Linked DNA regions of Mus musculus: region 1 is linked to region 2. The links are chromatin loops, found by intact Hi-C in ENCODE. Cell type or tissue: left cerebral cortex. All regions are shown on one strand. Links, peaks and the distances in the headings refer to the core of each region. The heading gives the core; the rest is flanking DNA.

The links. Peaks named below come from ENCODE experiments on the same cell type or tissue, not always from the same donor. Only the 100,000 strongest peaks of a DNase experiment are listed, where the experiment ranks them.
Region 1: it touches region 2 in a loop (2.9-fold over the local background); 2 of 42 quality-filtered maps call a loop at or near these places.

The regions. Positions count from the first base shown.
Region 1 is chr8:128,160,957-128,168,805 of GRCm38, reverse strand. No RefSeq gene overlaps it. Among named protein-coding and RNA genes, the nearest start is that of Mir21c, 110 kb to the left of the region's middle. In left cerebral cortex, for the core only: no CTCF peak of the experiment used is centred there; a DNase peak (open chromatin) is centred at 3,664; H3K27ac peaks cover 439 bases.
Region 2 is chr8:127,700,929-127,708,777 of GRCm38, reverse strand. No RefSeq gene overlaps it. Among named protein-coding and RNA genes, the nearest start is that of Gm32532, 14 kb to the right of the region's middle. In left cerebral cortex, for the core only: a CTCF peak has its summit at 1,895; DNase peaks (open chromatin) are centred at 2,172 and 2,845; H3K27ac peaks cover 671 bases.

The DNA of each region.
Region 1 (7,849 bases), core at 2,638-5,137, 460 kb before region 2:
AGTCACCTAGGAGACGGAAAATACTTTAAAGTGGCATTTATGTCTCTCAATCTGACTATCAGGCTATTGATCCCAAAGTAATGGAAATTTCCCCAGGAATCTTAAGCTGGGAGAAGGAAAACACTGCTACCATGCTCCCCAAATGCCCAAGAAAAAGAGGTGTGTCCTGAAACCAGATTTCACACAGTTCTAATAACTTGTCTGATCATTTTACAGGATGATACTGAAGCCCAGACAATGATAGGTCATTGGTGGGCAGCATCTTGAATGGAACTGATTAATTAACTCATCCTTGGTACTCTATTTAAACTTTAGTCTCATTTCAGGATCCTGAAGATAAATTTGGGCAAGTTGGTTCACAGGAGCTCTTTGTCTCTCTTTGGAAAAAAAAAAATCTCCTTTTTCTGTTTTCCACAAATGATTGGCATATTGAGGATGGTGGCTGGACTTGGCTTGGGACCCTGGTTGTGTGACCCCAGGTTTGATAATGAAAGTAAGATGAGCGCTCTTGACTGCTGATGCAGCACAATTCTGCTTCTTGCTCCTGCAACTATGAATTCCCTGCCACATCCAACTGTACTTTTCAACTGTGGACCAGAATAAACCCTACCTTCTTCCTTCTTTGAGTTGTTTCAGTCAGATGCTTCATCAGTGCACCCATCAAGGAAAGTGACTAATGCTCACACTGACTTCCTCAGGATGGGTAGGGAGTGACTGGCATGCAAATTAAAGTTCAAATGCTATTATCTTAACGCTGGATTCTCCTAAACAGACAAAACTCAGGTACAATTTTCATCTTCCTCATCTCTTTCTTTGGTTTTTTGGTTTTTGGTTTTTTTTTTTTCCTTCTTGGAGATAGGGTCTTACTATCTAGCTCTGTTTGGCCTGGAACCTGTGCCTCCTACCTCAGCCTCCCAGTGTTGGGATTAGATGTGCACCACCATGCCCAGCTTCTCTTTTCTTCAAAGGTACTCCCTGCACCCTCCAAGTCACCCTAGTATGCTGGTAGAGATTCCTTCCCAAAGCAAGCCATTGTTTATTGATGTTAGTTGTACAAGCTCTCAAAAAGGTCCCATGAAGGCACTATGCTCCAGTATAGGGGAAAGCCAGGGCCTGGAAGAGGGAGTGGGCGGGTTGGTGAGCAGGGGAGGGGAAGGGGGGGGGAAGGTTTTCGGGAGGGGAGACCAGGAAAGGGGATAACATTTGAAATGTAAATAAAGAAAATATCTAATAAAAAAGAGAAAAGAAAAAAGAATTTGCAATTTTGAGATGATTAATGAATTGATGGTAGGGATAGCTGAGCCAGATTTAGATTGTTCTACTCAAGTCATAGCAATAATGGTAGCTCACTGATCTGTGCAATATATGCAATGATGGAGACTTGAGTCTCTGTATGATAGTAATTCAAGGGTTGGGAAAATGGCTCAGTAGATAAGGTGCTGACTGTGTAAGCATGGGGATCTGAATTTGATCTTCATGTGCAAAAGCTAGGCATGGGGGTACACACTTAAAATCCCAGGGCTGGGTAAACAGAGCAGAAGAGGCTCTAAGTTCAGCAAAAGACCCTCTCTCAATAAAGAAAGACAGTGCCTGAGGGATAACATCTGAGGTGGCCTTTGGTCCATGCATGTATGCACACATACATCTACAAACACATCCCAACATATGCATATGTTGAATCAGTTTTAAGCGTCTTTATAGATATATTTGTTAGTGAGGATATAAAGCAAAGAAGTGGTGGTAATAAATGAAAAGCATTTTCTAAATGTTGCGAAAAGTATTACAATTGGGCCTCGGCTCTTCAGTTGATGAAGTTGCTAGATCTGCAATCTAAACTAGCAGCAGAATGCCATTAAACCCTAGGCATGGAGTGCACTGGAGTTTACCTCTCTGAAGTGAATGCAGATTACCATTTTAATAATGTGCAGTTTTGTTAAATGTTAATAGTGGCCCTGAGTTCATCCTGGCTCACAATTTCTGAAAGGCAGAAGATTCACCTTGGAATTGAGCATCCATGAGAAAGAATCCATCAAACAAATGCATCCCTCTTCATCTTGGGCTAATTTTATCCCACAGTCCCTGGCTATCTGCAAGCTGCCTAAGTGATTCACGGTGCATTTTCACATTGCTTTTTATTCAAAGAATAAACGTGAATTATCTTGTTTACTGTCACCACAGCTTGGCAATTATTATTAGCTCCATCTTATATTTGGAAAAATAGAAGTTCGAGATCCTTCAAGAGTCACAGTTGAGGAGAGACAAAGAGCAAATCTCATGGGGAATACTCACAGGACTTAGACTTCATAGGTGTTTCAGATAGAGATGCTCCCATCAATGATCATCCAGCTAACCTCATCATTTTGAGGGTGAGGATGGGGATGTCAGGACTGTTCCAGTGTTCTATTTAGCAAACTTAAATACTCTCGGTTTCATTTCCACTTCCTGAGTTTGAGATGAGAATACTTTCAGTAGCTGTTTTCTAATAATAGGACTCTCATAACCGCTAATGGGATTGTGCCAGAGTGGGTGGAAGCCTCAGTGTAATGTCTAGCTAACGTATATGCCAGTCATGCTGAAGAGGGCACTGGGTGGGGGCTGAGCCAGACTACCATCTCTTGTAGGACATTTGTTTGCTTCCTGTAAACGGGCCTCAGGCCTGCTTTTGGATCAGTATCTCTACCTCTAAAATTAGGTGTTGCACTAAATCTTTAACGTTCTTAGAGTCTTACGTGCCACCGTTCTCACTTTCTTTATATAAAATTTTCAAGTGCATAATATACACATATGTCATAGGAATGCAAATTTGCAGACACTATAGAGAGAGGGGGGAAAAAGCAGAAAGTAGAAATGGAAGATTCCAGGGCAGTTGACTATATTTCAAGGTAAGTGTTCTCTAAGGAGAAAAATGATTCCATTCTTCTTAATGTGCTTTTTAGAAGGCGATAGATTCTGGGCACCTGGTATCTTGTCTATTTCCTTTCCGGAGTTTTGAAGTTTGTTCTTTGAAAGTGGTATCAAAGTCTGTCACCTGATGTGGTTGTTAGGTTCATTGTCAACTTGACACAGACTAGAGTCATCTGGGAAGATAGAACTTCAGTTGAGAAAATGGCTCCATAAGATTGGCCTGTAGGCAAGTCTGTGGAACATTTTCTTGATTAATGATTGATATGCAAGGACCCAGCTCATGGTGGGCCATGCCATCCCTAGGAAGTTAGTCTTTAGTTGTATAAAAAAATCAACTTGAGCAAGCCTTAGGAAACAAGTCAGTAAGTGTTTCTCCATGTTCTCTGCTGCAGTTCTTGCTAGAGTGCCTGTCCTAGCTTCTCTTTATAATGGACTGTGATTGAGATGAGTAAGCCAAAAAAAACTCTTCCCTCCCCATGTTTGTTGACCATGGTATCTGTATTGTGGCAGTGAGAAGCAAACTAGAACACCTGGTTATTGTGGTTGCTTTGCTCATGGGAGGACTTAGGATATGTAACTCCATCACACTGAAGAAGGAAAGGGCAGACTTGTTTCTGAATGAAGTTCCCTGAGTTCATCTGCACCGTGGAATGATGACTTGGTTCCACAACACTCATCAGCTATGCTCCTGCCGTCACACATGGAGGAGTATGAGGTTGTGACTCAGTCCTACCACATTCCTCTAGCAAGGGTCCCACGCCATCACAGATGGGGGAGTATGACTCAGTCCTACCACGTTCTTCTGGCAATGATCACAGCATTGCAGATGGAGCTCTGTAAGCCTGACTCTAGAAAAGTGTGAGTCAGGATGAATTATGAGAGTCGGCAGGCCTACAAACACTTTCTTTAATAATTAGCCTAAGGTGAAGGGGGGACTAAACTCACTAAACTCCCATTTCATACCACCCAAACCATGTACTGCTAATATCTGACTGAGCACAGAAATCCATCTTCAGGTGATGCGGCTTAAAACCTCATTTGTAAAGCACAGCCTGAAGGGCTTCCAGCAAAGAGTGAAGGGCTGTAAACACTGCTTTTGGGCTCCATCATCTCTTTGGGGGACACCATAGGTCACTGATCAGAGCCTTACAGCTGTGGTTGAATGCACCTTGGAGAGAGCCCATAGGCAAACACAACATGGGTATATGTTCCCAGAGGGAAAGGAGAGTCCCTCATCATACACACAAACTCTGTGCTTTCCTTATACAGGCTCACAAAAGCCAAAGTGCAGAAAGCATAATGTCTCCATAACCCTTCAATGAGACAAAGTGAGGTCTGTGTCACTGCCTTGGCAGGTTGGTACTCAGATGTAGTAATTGAACTGTGCAGACAAATCCTTATCCATGCCAGTTTAGAAACCTGCTTTATGAAGCTATTGGGAAAAACTCTCAGGAAAAACAGAAACAAGAATCTCCTAGTCTACCTGTCAATGTTTGTTGTGTATCTACAGTCTGGAGGGAGTTACTGTGAGGCACACTGGGAAGAGCTAAGTATGTGGGGTAGTTCCAGCTCTTAGAATCTTCCAGTCTAGCTCAAAAGGCAACATAGCTGAACAGATGATCCTGGGAAGGGCATTGCAAGTAAACAAAAATGATGAGTTGATGGAGCTCAAAGCAGGAACTGTGAAGGGGGTTGTAGAAGTCAAGAGATATTTCTCAGAATTGGGCTGGAGATAATGATCATTTGGCACAGTGCTTGTCTAATGAAGGTGTTCACCCCTAATCCCTGCACTAGGGAGTCAGAAGCAGGAGGAGCACAAGTTCAAAGTCATCCTTCCAACATAGTGAGTTCAAGGATGCTTGAGATCCTGTGTCAAAGACTCAAAGAAGGCAGAGGAAGGGCAGTGGGAAGGTGAAAGGTAGAGAAGGAGAGAGAATGTGGGGGTAAAGGAGGAGTGATGGAGAGTGAGAAGAGGAGGAGAGGGAGAGATGAAGAGCTTTACAGAAAGAGGGAAGAGAAGGAGAAAGAAAGAGAAGGAGAAAGGGAAGGGAAGAAGAGGGGTCAGCCATGGAGCATGTCTTAGGAGGAGCTGAGAGTGTGGCTGTATAGTAGACACTTTGTGTGTGACCTGGAGACTTCTCTACACTCCTGGGCAATGACTCTGTCAACTTATGTCATTTCCCCTGGACTTGTCATGGTTCATTTATTTTTCTTTTTGAAATCCCTGGATTCTACAGAAAAGGTCATCCAGCAAAATCTAAGACTTCATCTACCTAGTGCTTTGTGCCACAGAGCTGAGGTGGAGCCTTCAGAAAAAGTCACTGAAACCATGTACCAGTCAATCAGTGCAAGGATTTGGTCTATCAGGTAGCCTCTAAACTCCAGGGTCAAATGAAAAGAAGCCAGCTCTCAGATGGGCATGGCCTAGCTCTCCATCATACATGCCATCAGACATGGGCTAGTTCAGTGGAGTCAAGCATTGACTCCAGTCTGCATCTGCCTTTCCCCTTTCCTTGAGGAATGTTGAGAACTGGGCACTAAGAACTGAAGTAAACATCAAGATAAACCAATGTTCAACCCACTTGCCTCAGTATAATGTAGAATTCTGGGCTGCAGCTTTGGCTTGTTAATAGGACTGGGCTTAGAAAATCATGGTAAGCATTCTCCCTTCCCTCATTCTCTCTGCTCTTCACCTTCTTATCCCTATTTCCTTCCCTTCTACCCTCTCTTTTCTCAGTTTTCAATATAGCACACAAGGTCAAGGGTTTCATGATGAAAATTTCACACACATATGTCACACACTTTGCCAACCTATTTCCTGTCTGCCTTTATATCAGGTTGATGATCTGTGTGCATAACTATGCACACACACACACACACACACACACACACACAGAGCAAGACAGTCAGAGAGAGACAAAGAGTATATGTGTGAGGAAGAAGATATGAGATTTATCTTTCTGAGTCTGGCTTATTTTTCATCACATATTCTTTCTCCTGTTTTCATTCTTTTGTTCTTTCATTTATTCTTTTCTCTTAGTAGACACTGGTGTTTGTCAGGCCTGCATTACAGTGGGGCTCTCTATATAGAAATGAAATATTGATCCCTTGTCTCTGAGACTCTGCATGCTCTGCTCCCTTCACACCACAGCCATGACCCAGGTCCAGCTCAGGAAAATGCCCAGGGGATTGAAATCCCCTGAATGGCTCTTCAGCTGAAATTTTTCCTACAAAAGCATCTGACGGTTTCAAGAATGAGAAGGGATGGACTTTTCCCAGCAAAGATGAGTACAACCCATAGTGCCAATTTCTCTCTTCCCACCCACAAAGTTGGTCAGCACTGGATCATTTGGGTACCACAGGTATGCAGAAGAGCCTGGGTGGCCAGCAGGCAGTGGCTGGGAGATTCTCATTGCTACCTAGCATGTGTTAGGCTCTCAGACCAAAATAGCAAGAACAGCAGCATGAGAGCCAGGGCTGTGTGGGTCCCAGGCAGAAAATGAGCAATACATCCTGGGTGACAGGGCCAAAAATCATTAGCCTAAACTGAGCAGGAGGTCTGGGGTTCCTGGAAGCTTGTCCTTCATAAAGAGACTATGCATTTTGGTCGCTAAGTCTGGCAGATGTCCTTTAACCAATTTTTAAAAAGCTAACATCACTGATATTTGGACAAGGTGACATCTAAAGACTCCTGATAGGGTTCCTTGGGAAAACCTAAAGTCACTTTTGTGAGATCCTGCCAAAGTCCGTGACCACCTAAGCAGGAAGAAATATCAGAGAAACTGAACAGAAAAACAAACTAGAACACTCCAAAAGGTCAAAGTCAGGAGAGACAGAGTAGAGCAAAAAGATAGTTTCAGACTCAGAGGACTAAAGAGGTATGATGGAAATGAGGTGGATCAGGTCGCTACAAAAGGCATAAAGCCAAGGAAACCCAAGCATGTGCTGTGGAGGAGGAAATGGGATGACATGAAGACTTTGTCCCTTTGACCACTGTCCTAAGGCTAAGAATAAGAATGTACTCTGCTCTCGGGAAACAATGTAGCATGACTGGCAAAGATACCTCTCGCTCAGTCTTGAATGACAGAGGGCGGAAAAATCCATCTGCTAATCATCTATCTACATGTGAATCATCTCTATCTATCTATCTATCTATCTATCTATCTATCTATCTATCTATCTATCTATCTATCTGTCTATCTGTCTATCTGTCTATCTGTCTATCTGTCTATCTGTCTATCCGTCTATCCGTCTATCTATCTATCTATCTATCTATCTATCTATCTATCTATCTATCTATCTATCTATCATCAATCTATCATCTATCTATCTATCTATCTATCTATCTATCTATCATCTATCTATCTATCTATCATCTATCTATCTATCTATCTATCTATCTATCTATCTATCTATCTATCTCTATCATCTATCTAGTTATCTATCATCTATCATCATCTATCATCTCTATCTTTCTTTCTTTCTTTCTTTCTTTCTTTCTTTCTTTCTTTCTTTCTTTCTTTCTTTCTTTCTATCATCTCTCTTTCTCTGCGTACCTAACATCTACCATTCTATCTTCTGTTTACCTACCAACTATCACCTATCTGTATCTACTAAGAAAAAGAATGAAACAACAAATGAGGCAAATTCTAAATAATTGATGTACGAGGTAAACTATACAAAGTGTCTTAGTTCTATTAAAAAAAATTTTTTTTGCCACTACTAGGAATTGAACCTACAGCCTCATGCATTCCAACTAAACACTTCAGATTGTTCCAAGTAAATACTGAGATATATCCCCAGCCAAGTTTGATAGATAGACAGACAGATAGACAGTCTTGCAACCATTCTGGCATTTGAAAAATATTTAAATCTAAAATTAACATTGTTTCTCTAATATTAAAATGCTATTAGTGTTTCTATTAGTGTTAAAATGTTTCTATTA
Region 2 (7,849 bases), core at 1,762-4,261:
ATTTCCCTAAGCCACGTCAGTACCGTGCAGTTTTGTTTGCAGAACACACAACCTACATCATATTTGTCATGCTACCTTGAAACAGCAGCAAATGCCCCAAAATGAGTCCGATCAGATTTTCAGACTATTATGGGTTATAGATTGCAGCATTTTCAATGTATAAATACAGTTTTCACCTCTTAGAGAAATATAATTGTATAATTATAAAACCAAAAGCTTTTAATATTTTCCTATAATTCCTCAGCAATTAGATACAAAATTAGAGCAACTTTGGTTGATATTAATTAGAATGTTTGGCTTTAGAAATTGTTGTTTAGGGCTAGGAATTGTAGCTAAGTGTGTAAAGCACGGATCTGCCATTCACAAAGCTCTGGGTTCCATTCACAAAGCTCTGGGTTCCATCCCCAGCACTTTGTGAAGCTGAACATAATGGAGCATGCCTGTAGTATCTGCACTCAGGAGGTACAGGCAGAAGAGTCAGTTCAAGATTACCCTTGAATTCACAGTAAGTTGAAGCCCAGCTGGAGCTACAAAAGCAAACTGACAAAATAAATAGGTAGATGCATCAGGAAAGGCGGGGCCGTTTCTACATAAACGCCAGGGGCTGCGCAGCCACAAAATCATCTCCTGCAGGAGAACCTGATTGAGGACTGCCCGAGAGACCAAGGATTGCTGGGTCAGACATGTCAGCCAATCGGGAACTGCTGTTTAGAAGAGGTGCTTTCTTGGGACCAATGGGGGTAGGGTGGAGGGTATTAAAGGAACTTGCAGCACATTTCAGGTGAGCTTGCTACGGGCATTTCTCACCTGCTCTTGGGGTCTGAATCATTGACTCTGCATTACTTCACCTCCAACCCCCAAGGGCAGGAGTAGTCTGGGGCGCAGACAACAGGTAGATAAAGTTGCTGTTTAAGATTAATTTTAAAAGCTGGGCAGTGGTGGCACACGCCTTTAATCCCCAGCACTTGGGAGGCAAAGGCAGGCGGATTTCTGAGTTCGAGGCCAGCCTGGTCTACAGAGTGAGTTCCAGGACAGCCAGAGCTACACAGAGAAACCCTGTCTCGAAAAACAAAACAAAACAAAAAACAAACTTTATTTATTGATTTTGTCTTAGAATTAGGACAGAATCTCCAACATCTTCAGAACTGGACCTAGACACTCTTCTGCCAAGTCTTACTAAATATTTATGTGAAGCGGTGTCCTCAGCATCAATAACTGTAAAATCAAACTACAGATCAACTCCGGAAGACACCTTAGATGTTCTAAGTCTTGCAGTGTGAAGGATCCAGCAAAGATTTCATTCTTTATGTAAGCAAGTACTTACTCCATCTCACTGGTTCGCAAAGGCCTTTCATCTTTACTAAATGGTAAAAATTAAATGTAAACCAAAGGGTCGTTATAAAATGAAATTTTTATGATTTATTAGCAGAAATTTGATTTTGTATATGCTTCTTATATACCAGGAATCTCATTTTTTAAAAATCTATCTATCTACCTCTTCTGTAGGTCCAGTTTCATCAACTGGTAGTCACGGAATTCTTTACAAGAGTAAACTGTTTCTGAGTATGGTCCACGCAGGGGAACTTTGAGCAATGAATCCTTGATGGTTATGCAGAGTCATTTGCACCTCCCTCTCCACACGTGAGACGTCGCTATTCACCCAGGTCAAGTTCTGGCTGCTGCAGGTTTAGGTAATGTCCCAGGGCAGGTGACTGCTAAGCTGGGCTTCAGACTCAGGTGAGCCCACTATTCTCTAAAGCTCCACAGCACGTTCACTATGTGGATCCTGCCCTTTCTCTGCCTACCAATAAGAAGAGAAAGGTACAGGGGGCACAGACTCAGACAGCGTGAGCAAACACCAGATACAACGTTTAAAAAAAAAAATCTGTAAAAGTGAAGGCTGTAAGGGATTGCAGTAGCAGATCATGGACTGGGGGAGGACCGCGGGGCCGCGGGGAGAGGCAGGCATCTCTAGAACTGAGAGCAAGGAAGGCTGACTAGAAGTTGAATAGGAGCCCAAAGGAGTGATACACTCCAACGAGCCGGCAGCGGATTGCCTAGTTACCAGATGCTTCCATTCTCTTCTCGGCGCTTGTGCCAGGCCTTGGTGAGTCTGGCTCAAAGCCCCTCAAGTGAGAAAAACTGGAAGCAGCTGACGGCCGGTGCCTGTGGGCGCTCAGAGCAGCCCCTCTGTTCTGGCAAAGCGATTCCCCTGACAGGTGGCAGGAGGAGAGCCTGTTCCCAATCCAGCCACACTGGAGGGTAGACAAGCTAAAAGGAAAAACAAGCCCCACGCCTCAGAACCTCCACATGCTGTGAGAAGCAGCTGCTGACTCAGAGTGTGGGAAGGACAAGAGATGTCTGCAGCCAGGTTCCCAAGGTGGCAGAGTCTCCATCTAGGCAGAGCTCTAGTTTCTAGGAATGGTCTGGATGGTGACCTAAGCAATGTGGTTGGAAATCTCTGTGATCAATCGCTCAGCACACATTTCCTTGTCTGGACATTGTATCCATCCTGGGCATGCCCACAGCCCACATGAGGTGGTTGAGCAACTGGGCTATGCTGAAGCTCAGAAGGGGACGGGAGACAGGGGCCAGTGTAAATGCAACATGGTGTGCTTTCTTACCTATTTGTATTCAGTGTGAGAGTGTTGTTTTTGAGTGTGTGCCTATGTTGTGATTTCAATGCATTGTGTGAACTTACTGTATGAAGAAAATGCTACTGCCTTTTTTAAACATTTTTTTTGTTAAAAAAAAAAATCTATGATTAGCCCTGAAATCAGCAACTCAGATGTTCCATGTTGTGTATAAGGTATGTTATCTACCACACTGACTGGATTAAGGAAAGCTGCAAGCGCTGAAATCAGAGTTTGCACAAATATACTCACGTATTATATAATACCAACATGTGCACATAGAGAGGCCAGAGGTTGAGACTGGCTTTGCTTTTCAGTCATTCTCCAGCTTATTTTTTGAGACAGTCTCTCACTGATTCAGATAGACTAGCTGGCTGCAGAATTCCAAGGATCCTTCAGTCTCCATCTCCCCAGCACTGAGACTATTGGCATGTGCCACTGTATTTGTTTTCTTAAATTTATGTTTGTTTGTTTGTTTGTTCTGGCATGGTGCTAAGGAACAAACTAAAGTCCTCATGCCTGTAATGGCAAGCACTTTATCAATTGAGCTATCTCCCTAGATACTCCCAAGCTGGTGACTGGTCTCCTATCACCTATGAAGATAGCCTCTAAACAGAAATTTAAGATCTGAAAAAATGGAGAGCAAAGGGCCAGGTGTAGTGGGTCATCTTCACACCAGGAAAAGTTTCTTTTTCTCAAGAGTTACAGGCTTTGGTGTCATTCACATTTCTTTTTGTTTTAAAATATGACCCCCCACACACCTTTTTCTCCCACAGGGAATCTTAATATTAGGTCTCAAACTGGGGGCAAATGGGTGAGGCACCTGTTCAACATAGTGGAGTAGACCTGGCTATAATCCAGCCATGTTGGGTAACTGGCCTCTCGGTTGGCAGCTCTTTCCCCCTCTCCCCTCCCCATATCCTCACATGGCCCAGCTCAGGGTCATGTCCACTCTGGACTCTCAGCTACCCTTGCTTCTGACTATGCTCTCCTTGATAATCTACAATAAACCTTCTCCTCCACCATACCTAGGAATTGTCATGCTATTTCAAAATTTCTTTTTCTTTCTTCTTCTTTTTTTATTCACTCACCACACTTATTAAGCAGGCACACAGTTGTCAACAGGAATATCAAACCATTTTTCCAGGACCACTGAAGAGCATCTTTCCTGACCATGAGCCCATAATTCAGGACTTTGCTAAAATAGAACCATATTGTTTAATTTTTGTCTCATCTTAAATTTTTTGCACAATATGATTTAAGTTTCATAGCTATGAAATCCAAGCTTGACTCAATATCTGTTAATGACTTTCACTGAATTCTGAAATAGCTTAAGGGCATGGGTGGATTTTATAGAAACTGTCCCAGCTGCTGTACTTAATGCCCTGATCGTAGGCCAGGGGTTCTGGGACCTTCTAGTCAAAATTCAAGTTATTACTACCTAGGAAGATTTGTAAGAGACGTTTGCCTCATATTATTGATTGGAATTCAACCATGCAGCATATCTAATCCCTTGGTAGGACAAGGGTTAGAGAGTTCTCAAGAGACAGGATTTCTTCACTAGGTCACCTTAGAGCTTCATTGTCAGTGCCACCTTTAGTAAATCACTTTAATGGAAGTTGGTTCGAGGGCACACACCCATTAGCAGTGGCTTGATCTGATATGCATTTTTACTACTAACACTACAAGAGCCTCCAAAGAAACGTTTAGAGCCTGGTGTACCTAAAGGAAGGTTGTTTACCCAATTGCAGGGACATGTTCTCAAATGAGCTCTTCTAACAAGCACAGAAGCTCCACACAACACCAGGAAAGTACCCTGAAAATTCTTTCCCATCATTCTAATGGGTTACAGATGGACTGGGAAGCTTCCTGGCATTTTTTATTGTTAGCTAGCTTCCTTTCTTCTGTCTGGAGTTTTATGGCTTGCTTTCCTTATTAGCCTCCAGGATGCCTGGGTCAACCCATTGAATTGCTCCAAGCTGTTGGATGGAGCTGTCCCCTCAGCAGTAAAGATATCCAGTTGGCTGAAAGGGTCCTGGAGCACTGGACTATATATCTTTGTGAGCCATGCCCAGCAAGGAGGCCGCAAAAGTCTACTTCTGTAAAGATATTAAATATATTTGAATGGTTGTCTTCATTGAACTCTTGGGAGACAGAGGCAGGAGGCTCTCAAGTTCCAGGTTAGCCTGAGGGAGGAGTAAAACCTTCTCTCAGAAAAACAAAAGAAAAAAAAATTCACTATCCCTGTGAACTTGCCAGGGCCTCAGGTTTCCTCTCAGCAGGGAGCAGGAAATTTCCAAGGACACCTCAGTGTACCCAGAGTAAGTGACTGGAACCATTTTTTTACCCAGGTATCTGTAATTCTTACTGACAGGAACTGGTATGTGCATCCCTTGTCTGGGAAGAAGCCTGCTGACTGAAGCTACTTTGGGTGGGAACAGGAAAGATGACTTATTTAGTGTGCAGAAGAGCCGCCCACAGAGATGACAGAGATCTAAGACAATGGGTTAAGTGTAATGACCCAGTAGGGCATCAGAAAATTTCCCTTTGAAAGAGCTAGGCTTGGTCTGTAAAGGAAGAAGGATGCTTGTGAATATGAGTACATGATTCAGGATTGCATGTTAGTGGACCCTCACAGGATAAATACCAGAGATGATTCACTTATGTATGGAAATGGCTGATGATCTTGGATCACAGTTTAGAATTTCAGGCCTTGATCCTGACCTTTGGGCCTGGAAGTTGTACAATATGGTGGGAGTCCATAATAAAACATGGTCTCAGGATCAGAAAGCAAAGAAGTCTTTACTCACTGCAAGGGCATATTCCCCATGACCCGAGGCCTCTTGCCATACCTTATCGCTTATAAGTTCATCAACTTCTCAACAGGGCAACTCTGTAGTGTAAGACAAATGTGTGGACCTTGGGAAATACTCGATATCCAACCTATAGCAAAGGTACTGCAACAGAGATTGCAGATTTCCCCCCAACATTCCCTTTTTCATCATGGAATGTCTGATTTTAGCTAGTCTGACCATTACAGAATGAAGAAGACATTGCCCAGACTCCTTGCTGTTATGAGTGGCCATGTGACTACATTCGGTGTACTGAGATATGGCAGATATGGCTTAGTCACCTACCAGGCTCTACCCAAAAAGCAAGGCACACCTGCTCTTCCTCTGTACCCCTCCTGAGAGCTGCTATGCAGCTGGTAGGCACCAACTTGGAAGTGATCAATGACATTAGAAATGGCAGAGATATGGAGCAACAGGATACAGGATTCCAGGCATAGTGAGGTCCCTTACAGAGAGCCAGCCTCTGACATAATTAACCACTTTTATACTGCCCCTTGTTAGCAGGTAGCAATGATTTTCCTAATCCTCACGATAGCCATCATCTTGGTTCTTATGTTCCTGAAGGAGAATTCACATGGGGCACAGGCAGAGACAGTGAACATTCAGGGCTTATCATGAGAGGGCAAGCAAGCAGAAACAAAGCATATCCCTGGAGTGGAGGGTGAACCTGGTTGGGTCTCCCATTTCTTATCCCTTCCCTACTGTGATCTAGGGTGGTCCCTTTGCTGGAACATGTGGAGCCTTTCTTAGACAGTCTTACCCACAGTTCAGTCTGTTATAATTAGATGTGTTTGATGTAGGGATGTATATCCCATAATGCTGAGAAATTTACTAGGGAAAAGGGTAATAGTAGCTTGTTCATGCTCCTCAGGGGCTTCATAGAAGCAATAAAGAACCTGCCAAGAATGGCTTTGTTTTTTTTTTCCCCAGAGCCTTGCCCTTCCTCTTGTCTGGTTACCTTGGCTGTCTTACACCTTCCCTGGCAACCCCAGCTGTAGGTTTGAACTATAGTATTCATAACTGGGTATAACTCTTCTACTATAGAAGTATACATTTTCACAGGTAAAACCCTAGAAGTCAAACTGAAGACAAAGTGACAGAGATGAGTAGCCGTGACTTGGCTGGATGTCTTAGGTCAGCCTTAGATGTGCCTGTTTGCTGGATATGTGTCCAGGCTCAAGCTTGGGCAAATCTCATCCTTGTCTAGAGCATGACAGTATCTGAAGGGCACATCTCTCATAGACATAGTAAGGGTAAGACACAGGTGAGTCTCTCAGACAACAACAAAAAGGACTTGGAGCCTCTGTGCCATGTCAGACTGGGGCTGTTGTACTTCAATTGATGCTTGTATCTCATACCTTAAAACTTTCCATTGACCAAATTAGAACTTCCTCAGTCATGGAGAACTGGTCTGTGGAATATTGCAGGCTGGGAGCCAAACTATCTTGACCTATCTTAATACCCATTCATTACCCACTTCCTTGTGACTACTGGGCAAATCCTTCTAGAATGTATGACTAGACCACTCGCTTCTACCAATCCAAAGCTAAACAGGCCATCAGACAACATCTGAGGCCTAAAGCAGAGATTCCCTTGCTTTGTAGTAACCCACGTATCAGACAATCCCACCAAATCATTTTAAAATGCCTTGCTTTATAACTTTCTTTAGTCTGTAACTATGCAAACCGTATCAAGTGGTTGCACATTGGGACATGGGAATTGGAGCAGTTTAAACCATGTGCCCAGCCTGTACTCACTCACATTTGGCTCCAGAATAAAGTCTCTTATTCCCACTGAGGTAAGAACTGCAGCTTTGAATGGACAAAGGTCAGCAGTGAGTCATCCAGCAAGGCTCACTATGGCCTGATTTGGGGCTCAATCTAAACTCCATCCCTAACCCTTGATTTACTGCATGGGTGCATGATGAAGCTTTTGAATCAGCCTTGCTGATGAGTTTGAGAGCCCAGTTCCCATCCATCCTCATGATCAAGGCATTGAGATGTTTCCATAGCCAGGGTTCCCTTGGCACACCTGCTCACTCCAAAGGCCCATCCCCAAGGTCTACTGACACCTGCCGTATTTGTTGAAATCCTCTCCTTGGAAGCAGCTGAGTCCTGCCATGAGGAAAGAGCATCCTCAGGACCATGTGCCTGTCTACCATCCACAGTGAATACTGGGAATATCTTGAGTACAGTGAGCACTGAAAGTCCCATTTATTGAGTGACTACAACCTGCAGTTGAAGCCATAGACTCAGAAGACCTGCATTCAAATCCTGCCTCCATCATTTAGAATATAAATATTGCCTCAAGGAAATGGACTTTCTGACTTTTAGTGGCCCCACCTTCAAAGAAGACAGTTCCCAT